Linked DNA regions of Homo sapiens: region 2 is linked to region 1. A link is a contact called in ENCODE Hi-C or POLR2A ChIA-PET data. All regions are on one chromosome and are shown on one strand. Each heading gives the region's core, a stretch centred on a gene start or an enhancer-like site at or near the end of the contact. The rest is flanking DNA. Distances are from core to core; before and after follow the strand shown.

What was found. Hi-C counts contacts between places; a loop is a spot of excess contacts on that map. ChIA-PET counts read pairs that join two places held with the same protein, here RNA polymerase II (POLR2A). Pooled maps may share reads with other maps.
Region 2: a map of PC-9 shows a loop between it and region 1 (7-fold over the local background). The contact joins the promoter of ZNF880 here to the promoter of ZNF766 in region 1. A Hi-C loop is called at or near these places in 2 of 168 maps with a recorded cell type or tissue (PC-9 and naive thymus-derived CD4-positive, alpha-beta T cell), 1 of 37 single-sample maps with no recorded cell type and 10 of 50 pooled maps. POLR2A ChIA-PET finds 5 or more read pairs at or near these places in 4 of 52 experiments (H1, MCF 10A, T-cell and 1 more).

What each region holds. Positions count from the first base shown.
Region 1 is chr19:52,266,944-52,271,491 of GRCh38, forward strand. ZNF766 (zinc finger protein 766) reads left to right here and starts at 2,644. Exons shown (of 4, transcript NM_001010851.3): 1 at 2,644-2,688. The coding sequence starts at 2,671. It overlaps LOC124904763 (a long non-coding RNA gene), which reads right to left. Exons shown (of 4, transcript XR_007067331.1): 4 at 2,301-3,298. RefSeq lists enhancers at 2,385-2,930, 2,853-3,147, 3,581-3,650 and a silencer at 2,441-2,670.
Region 2 is chr19:52,367,264-52,371,364 of GRCh38, forward strand. It overlaps ZNF880 (zinc finger protein 880), which reads left to right and starts at 2,660. Exons shown (of 4, transcript NM_001145434.2): 1 at 2,660-2,714. The coding sequence starts at 2,703. It overlaps ZNF610 (zinc finger protein 610), which reads left to right. Exons shown (of 6, transcript NM_001161425.2): 6 at 1-515. RefSeq lists enhancers at 2,342-2,641, 2,652-2,761, 2,962-3,101.

The sequences.
Region 1 (4,548 bases), core at 1,394-3,893:
GATTGCCTCTATTGCGTATGATATTCCTGTTAAATGTTTATTCATCAATAAAATTGTTGGCCAGGTGCAGTGGCTCACACCTGTAATCCCACTTTGGGAGGCCGAGGTAGGAGGATCACTTGAGGTCAGGAGTTTGGGACCAGCCTGGTCAACATGGTGAAACCCTATCTCTGCTAAAAATACAAAAACTTAGCTGAGTGTGGTGGCACGCGCCTGTAATCCCAGCTACTCAGAAGGCTGAGGCAGGAGAATCACTTGAACCTGGGAGGCGGAGGTTGCAGTGAGCCGAGATTGTGCCACTGCACTCCAGCCTGGGTGACAGAGCGAGATCCTGTCAAAAAAAAACAAAAACCAAAAATGTCCATGCTGATCCCTTGAAAATTTTAGAAGCAACAAACTCCCCATATACATAATGGGTTTATAACTTTAAGCTATAATCAGCTTATCCTCTACTTTTTAGTTTCATGAAAAGCTCTGCAATCAACTCATTTCTTTGCTTCAGATCATAAAAGTCAATGCTAAAAGTTGTTTCGTGGCAACATAGCTATTTAGCAATATTGTGTAATATAGACATCTATCTTGTACAGATCCCAAAATCTATCCCAGATACTGCATCTTCAAAAAATAATGCTGACCTAGGCCACCATGGAGTGTGCCTGGAGTCCTAGCTACTTAAGTGGCTGAGGCAAGAGGATGTCTTGAGCCCAGGAGTACATATGCAGCCTGGAAAACACAGTTAGACCCTGTCTCTAAAAAATAATAATAATAATCGAAGTAAAATATGCTGATATGGGCCGGGTGCGGTGGCTCGCGCCTGTAATCCCAGTGCTTTGGGAGGCCAAGGTGGGCGGATCACGAAGTCGGGAGTTCGAGACCAGCCTGGCCAACATGGTGAAACCCCGTCTCTACTAAAAATACAAAAAATTAGCTGGGCATGGTGGCAGGCGCCTGTAATCTCAGCTACTCGGGAGGCTGAGGCAGGAGAATTGCTTGAACCCGGGAGGCAGAGGTTGCAGTGAGTGGAGGCCATGCCACAGCACACCAGCCTGGGCAACAGAGCGAGACTCCAACTGAAAAAAATAAAAATAAAAAATGCTGATATGTCATCTCGTATCCATCTTTGTGACATATCACTATATCCTCATTTTAACCTGCTAATATTTTAAATATGTTCATTTTCATATCTAAACATGATCATACTTCAAGATGGATGAAGGGATCCAAAAATAGGGATATAAGGCCGGGTGCGGTGGCTCACGCCTGTAATCCCAGCACTCTGCAGGCCAAGGTGGGCAGATGATCACCTGAGGTCAGGAGTTTGAGACCACCCTGGCCAACATGGCAAAACCCCATCTCTACTAAAAATCCAAAAATTAGCCAGGCGTGGTGGCACGCGCCTGTAATCCCAGCTACTCGAGAGCCTGAGGCAGGAGAATTGCTTGAACCCAGGAGGTGGAGGTTGCAGTGAGCTGAGATCGTGCCATTGCACTCCAGCTTGGATGACAGAGTTAGACTCTGTCTTAAGAAAAAAAAAGTTGGGGGGGTGAGATATCAGAGAAAAGCATACTTATTAGTACCTGTTAATTCAAAAATATTGCCATAAAATTATTGCCGGCAGACGTAAGGCTATTTAAAATTTGATAATCTAGTTTTACTTCTATCAGGGTTCTATAAAAGAATAATCGGCCTACCAAATACACTTAGAATTACTGCAGAGTTATTCTTTAGATCAATAAATACAATTGTCTTCTGAAGACTATTTTAAGGGCTTTGTTATCTACAGGGGCCAGTACATTGAAGAAGAGAAAACAAACAAGATTTAAGAGATTATAATTTTTAAAATAAAAAGTATGTTTACTTATTACTTTCAGAATGCACCTAAAGTGAATCTGAAATTACAGTATTTTTAGAAAATATTGACCTAAGCCTCAGCCTCCCAAGTAGCTGGGATTATAGGCGTGTGCCATCACGCCCGGCTAATTTTTGTATTTTTAGTAGAGACGGGGTTTCTCCATTTTGGTCAGGCTGGTGTCGAACTCCTGACCTCCAGTGATACGACCGCCTCGGCCTCCCAAAGTGCTGGGATTACAGGCGTGAGCAACCGTGCCCGGCCTCTATTGCTTTTTTAAAAGCAATAGCTGGTGACCTGACTTCTCACCGGCCTTAGCACTCCACGCCCCAGATGTGGCCCAGGAAACTCTTTGGAACTCTCTACTCCAGAGTGAATGGGGAATAGAAATGGAGAGGATTTCTATGCTATTCTGTGGGGCGTCAGCGTGAAATTACACATTCTGCACAGGTTGAGTTTGCATATTGTATTTTAGTTTGCATTCCTTTCACAGACAATTTAAGGGATTTTCAATTAAATTTCTAAATTTTAATTGAATTCCTTAATTTTAATTGTGGGAACTTTCCTGGATCCAAACAACAGACGTTGACCCTCCTAGTGAGATCCCAGGTCACAAACCGTGGAGCGGCTCCAGCCTGACTGGCAAGTGTGGCTTGCAAAACGCGGAAAACCGAGACACGCCCAGAGATAGGAGGAGGGAAGTGCAGGCCCCGTCCAATAAGTATTCAGGCCCCGCCCGCCACGTCGCTGGCCACGCCCCGGCCCGGCCTCTCCGTTCGCGCGCAGCCGCCTGCAGACCCGGAAGTGGATGGCGTGGAGATATGGCGCAACTGCGGCGCGTGAGTTTTCCTTTGTTTAGATTAAGTGTTCGCTTAGCGGTGCCCTCACGCTTCTGTACCCGGGATGTGGGGGGCGGTACAGACCTTGAAATCCCCGCACCGCTCTCTCCACCCCGAGTAAATTCATGCGTCCCGTCAGAGTGTTAAAATCGCCCTAGGGCTGGTTCTGTCTCCGGTCGTTCTGCCGTAGGGCTGCGTAGGCAGCTGCTTTCGCGCCGTTTTCCTGCTTAAAACCCTTCAGTGACCCCTCCGCCAGCCCCGCGCCACGTAAAGTCCCCGCCTGCGAGGCGGATCCACGCCCTCCGGGTCCCAAGCCTCGTCCTTGTCGGCCCCTGGGGCGCAGCGCCGCAGCCGCCATTCGGGAGGGGCCGCGTCCTCTGCCTGGTCTGGGGATTCTGCAGACCCCACCCCTGATCTGCCTGCCGCCGTAGTCCTCCTTGGGCCGTTCCCTTCTGTCCCCAGGCCTTTTCGCAGTCACGGCTTCTCCGGATCCTGTGTTGGGGGAGGTGGCCGGGACCTATCTCAGGGCACCCAGTGTTCTTCCGTCCCAAATTCCTCCCATTGGAAACTGTGCTCTTGAGGAGGTGGGTATTTTATTCCAGTCCCCTCCCTGTGAATGTGAAGTGAAAGAGAGATGGAGAGCGAGGTAGAGGAAACAGAAAAATTTAGAGAGAAAATAATGAGGAAGATCCATAACAAGACGGCAACGCAGAGGGAGGGTGAGAGATTTGCAAAGTGAAAGAAGCACCCCAGGAAGTAGCAGGGAGAGAAAAGCAACTCGAGAAATGTAGAGAAAAGTTCTATTTCTAGACAGATGAAGGACAGCAAGGTAGGGAGAGGGGCAGCAAAGCGGGAGGCTCCTCAGACAAAGTTGGGGAGAGGAGGAGGGATTTGGAGCCAGGGCAGACCGAGCAGCGTGGTGCTGGCACAGCAAGAGGGGGCAGCCGGTGACAAGGAGGGCAAAGGGAGAACCACCCCAGAGATCTGGGGTTGCCAGACAGTAGGGACAAGGGGGCGTGACAGAGAAGAGGGAATTTAACAGGAGGAGCACAGATGGGAGAAGAAAGAGGCAGAAATATATGGAGATTGGAGACAATCAAAAGATTGGAGAGAAAGAGCAACAAGAGGAAAAAAATTGCAAGATGGAGCAGATGAAGTGGAAAAGAAGGAATAGAGGGAAGAAGGGGAGAAACTGCGGGAGAGGAGAGGGGCTCAAAATCTCGGCTCACTGCAACCTTAGCCTCCTGAGTTCAAGCGATTCTCCTGCCTCAGCCACCCGAGTAGCTGGGACTACAGGCGCCCGCCAGCTCGCCTGGCCAATTTTGTATTTTTAGTAGAGACAGGGTTTCACCGTGTTGGCCTGACGGGTCGTGAACTCCTGAGACCTCAGGTGATCTGCCCACCTCGGCCTCCCATAGTGCTGGGATAACAGGCTTGAGCCACCTTGCCCGGCCTCCTCACATTTTATTAATTTGCTGGAATGGTTCCCAGAACTCAGAGAAAATTTTACTTAGGTTTACTATCAGTTATAAAGGTTATTACAAAGGATACAGGTGGAAGAGCCATCCTAGCAAATCAAAATAGAGGAGTGTGTTTTGGAAACCGTTAATTTTATCCATATCTGAGGTGAGGGGCAGTCTTGTGGGACTGAGTCCTTAACTGGGATCTGATTCTATCTCCAGGTAGATACTATCAAAATTGAGTTAAATTGTGGGTCATCCAGCTGGGAGTGTGCCAGAGAACTGGTCAGTATGCGGAAAAACACGTGCACATTTCCATCTCAACCAGTAAAGGGAAGAGATCTCCAACCGGCCCACCCACCTGTCTCAGGGCCTGTGATCTCTACTCAGTAGTAACTGG
Region 2 (4,101 bases), core at 1,410-3,909, 100 kb after region 1:
CAGGCATGTGCCACTACTGCCCGGCTAATTTTTGTATTTTTAGTCGAGACGGGGTTTCCCTCCGTTGGCCAGGCCGGTTTCAAACTCCTGACCTCAAGTGATCCACTGGCCTTGGCCTCCCAAAGTGCTGGGATTATAGGTGTGAGCCACAGCGCCCGGCCTAGTTTAAATTTTTCTTAGTGTGAATGAATTACATCCTTTCTACCAGCGTTGTTTAATCTTACCTCAGGAGGATACTTTATAGTAGAGAATAATAACCCATTATGATTTTAAGGTTGAAGCAGCCAGAAAAGTGTGTGTGTGTGTATGTGTGTGAGACATAAAACAACATACGCTTCTGGGTGCAATATACTTAAGTAAGTATGATGTTGAGTAATTACACTTAGTACTTGAGTTAGTTTCTCTGTACTCTGGTGTAGGATGTTTATGTGGGTAAAGTCAAAATCACTTTAATAGTACAATTTCAGCCTTGTACACCCTCAAATGTGTGTGAGTGTTAAAGAGTATGCCCTGTATTGTGTTTCTACATGCCTCTTTCTTGTGTGCCAAATAAGAACTATGGTGTGCACCTTCATTTTCATGCAGCAAAAATATATAGTAATATGACAAATATTAGGAAATAAAGTATGGGTTGAGGGCAAAAATACTGTAACATGGCCGGGCCTGGTGGCTCACGCCTGTAATCTCAGCACTTTGGGAGGCTGCATTGGGTGGATCACGAGGTCAGGAGATTGAGGCCATCCTGGTCAACATGGTGAAACCTTGTCTCTACTAAAAATACAAAAAAAAAAAATTAGCTGGGCCTGGTGGTGTGCACCTGTAATCCCAGCTACTTGGGAGGCTGAGGCAGGAGAATCGCTTGAACCCAAGAGGCAGAGGTTGCAGTGAGCTGAGATCACCCCACTGCACTCCAGCCTGGTGACAGAGCAAGGCTCCGTCTCAAAAAAAAAAAAATAATAATAATACTGTAACACAATTTCTTTTTGTACTTCTAGTGTTCAGTGACATCATTTGAAAATATTAATGTTCACCCATCTTCTTTTTAAGTCACACACAGAAAGGGAATTTTGTTTTGGTACATTAACTAGAAACTTCATATAGTCACCCTCACAACTCTTTTGGTAATTTGAATTTTTGACCACTCTTCTGGAACTTGTTTGAAGTCCCCCTAAGGTTTGGCTTGGATCTTGAGAATGATGATCCCATACACTGATATGGTTTGAGAGTGTTTATTATATAATGAGGCTCTGTGGGGGAAAGCAGGGTATACTTTTCCAGCTGGTCCAAAAGTGGCTTCAGAGAACTGGGATAGGTGACTGGCTTGGGGTGTCATGATTGCTAAAGGGTAGGGCTGGGGCGGGGATACCCACTACCCATACTGGAAACTTAGTTACAATTCACACCTAGCATGTATATTTTTATATTTTTTGTATGTATATATATTTTTACATTTTTTTCCTACATTGCCTCCAAATTCTATGTTTAATACATTTCTTCCCTGTTTTGCTCTGGTGAAAACTTTAGGGGACAAATAAATGAGTGCTGTTTGGAGACAAAATTTTGTGACATGGGACTGGGCATTGTGGCGTGTGCCTGTAGTCCCAGCTACTTGGGAGGCTGAGATGGGAGGATCACTTGATGCCAGGAGGTCGAGGCTGCAGTCAGTGAGCTGTCTGCACTTCAGCCTGAAAGACAGAGGGAGACCATCTCAAAAAAAAAAAAAAAAAAAAAAAAAAAGTTGTGACCTGAGTATGTCCATAAGACAATGGCAGGTATACACTAGGATTAATATAAATATGAAAAAAAAAAAAAAACTTGGCCGGGTGCGGTGGCTCACGCCTGTAATCCCAACATTTTGGGAGGCCAAGGCAGGCGGATCACGAGGTCAGGAGTTCAAGACCAGCCTGGCCAACATGGAGAAACCCTGTCTCTATTAAAAGTACAAAAAAGTAGCCCGGTGTGGTGGTGGGCGCCTGTAATCCCAGCTACTCGGGAGACTGAGGCAGGAGAATCGCTTGAACCCAGGCGGCGGAGGTTGCAGTGAGCCGAGATCGCGCCACTTCACTCCAGCCTGGGCAAAAGAACGAAACTCTGTCTCCAAAAAAAAAAAAAAAAAAAAAAGGAAATTGCACATTCCGCCCTGGCAGGGTTTTGCATTTCATATTTTAATTTGCATCCCCTTCATAAACAATTCAAGGACTTTAAAATTCCGGAAACTAGTGTTTATTATTCATTTATATTTATTTATTTTAATTATTTATTTCCAATTTGTTATTTATGATTATGTATTTATTAGGCGCAAGGTTTCTCTCTCATGCCCAGGCGGGAGTGCAGCGCACGACCTCGGCTCACTGCAGCCTCCACCTCATGGGCTCAAGCGATCCTCCCACCTCAGCATCCGGGTAGCTAGGACCACATGCGAGCGCCCCTACAGCCGATTTAAAATTAATTTTAATAGCAGGAATTTTCCTGGATCTAATCATCAACAAACTTTCCCTCTGCCGGGACACAATCTATTTCCAGATAGCTGAGTTCTTCCAGTCTCCACGGCAGGTCTAGCCTCCAAAACGAGACGAGCTGGGAGCGAGGCGGAGGGAAGCGCAGGCTCCGCCCAATCCCACCCGGGCCTGGCCTCGCCTCGCCTCTCAGCTGCGCGCGCAGTTTCCTGGAGACCCGGAAGCAGATTACGTGGAGTGACGGTCATGCTGCGGCGTGTGAGTTTCCCTTTGTTTAGATTAAATCTGGGATGCTGAGTCCCCTCGCGCTTCTGTACCCGGCATCTCAGGGGTCACACAGACCTTGAAATCCCCGCATCGCTCCCTCCACCCCGACTAAACTCAGACGTTCTAATGAGAGTCTGGCGGTCGCTTCCCTGAGTGTTAAAATCGCTCGGAGGCTGGTCCTGTCCCCGGTCTTTCACCACAGGGCCATGTAGACAGCTCCTGTCGCGGAGTTTGCCTGCTTCAAATCCTTCAGTGACCCCTAGACACGGCCCGCGCTGCGTAAAGTTCTCACCCGCGAGATGGATCCACGTCTTTCCGGTCCCCCAAGCCTCGCCCTCTTTTCACAGGCCTGCCCCCTTTTCTGTGCCTTAAATGAGAGGAAATCGATCTGATGTTTACTGCTGATTGTGATGTTTCAGCCTCCATTGGGCTTTTGCTAACACCTAAATAAATATTTAGTGGACAAAATTAGGTTAGTGCAAAAGTAATGGCAAACCGCGATCACTTTTGCACCAACCTAATATTTATGGGCCGGGGCTGGAATTCCATCTTCTCCGGAGGCCCAGGCTGGAGAATTCCTTGAGCACAGGAGTTTGAGACCACTCTGGACAACATAGTGAGACCCCCATCTCAATTTTTGAAACATATGTTTCAGTACGGGTATTTAATAGAGATTGGAATTCTCGTTTCTATGTTTTTACATGGTCTGACTTTTTGAAATAGTTTGAAATAATGTTTATAAACTGAATTGAGCACAGTTTATACATTTTTATTGTTGCAAACATGCTGAAATGCACATTTGCAAAAACAACGACAGCCAGGCACAGTGGTGCACGCTTGTCATTCGAGTTACTCGGAGAGGGTGTCATTTGAGGCCAGGAATTCAAGGCTGTAGTGTGCCATGAATAAGCCACTGCACTGCAACCTGGACACATTAAAAAACGAACAAAGACAAATATCTAAAAAAGAGGTTATTGACAGACAACTCTTTCAGTTGTCACATATATGTTTACTAGAGTATATGTGTGTGAATGTATATATGTATATGAATAAGTGTGTACATGTGATGTGTGTGGATGAGTGCACAGATGAGCAAGTCTATTGTTTTTATCAAAGGCGCATCATCAGTTTATATACGTCTTATATCTTTTAACAGTTGAAATTACATCTTATATATTTTCATGACCTTAAAATTGTTCTACACTGTTATGATAGTGAGTCTATGGCTGTAAGGATAGTAACCTGTTATGGGGATACATGTGCGACAGTTTCTTGATTTTAATCCCGGAACTTATTTTAACTATACTCAGTTAGGTCATTGTCTGTCAATTTACTTTTGATGCTGATCTGTTATTGTTTGATGTTTTTTTTTTTCTTT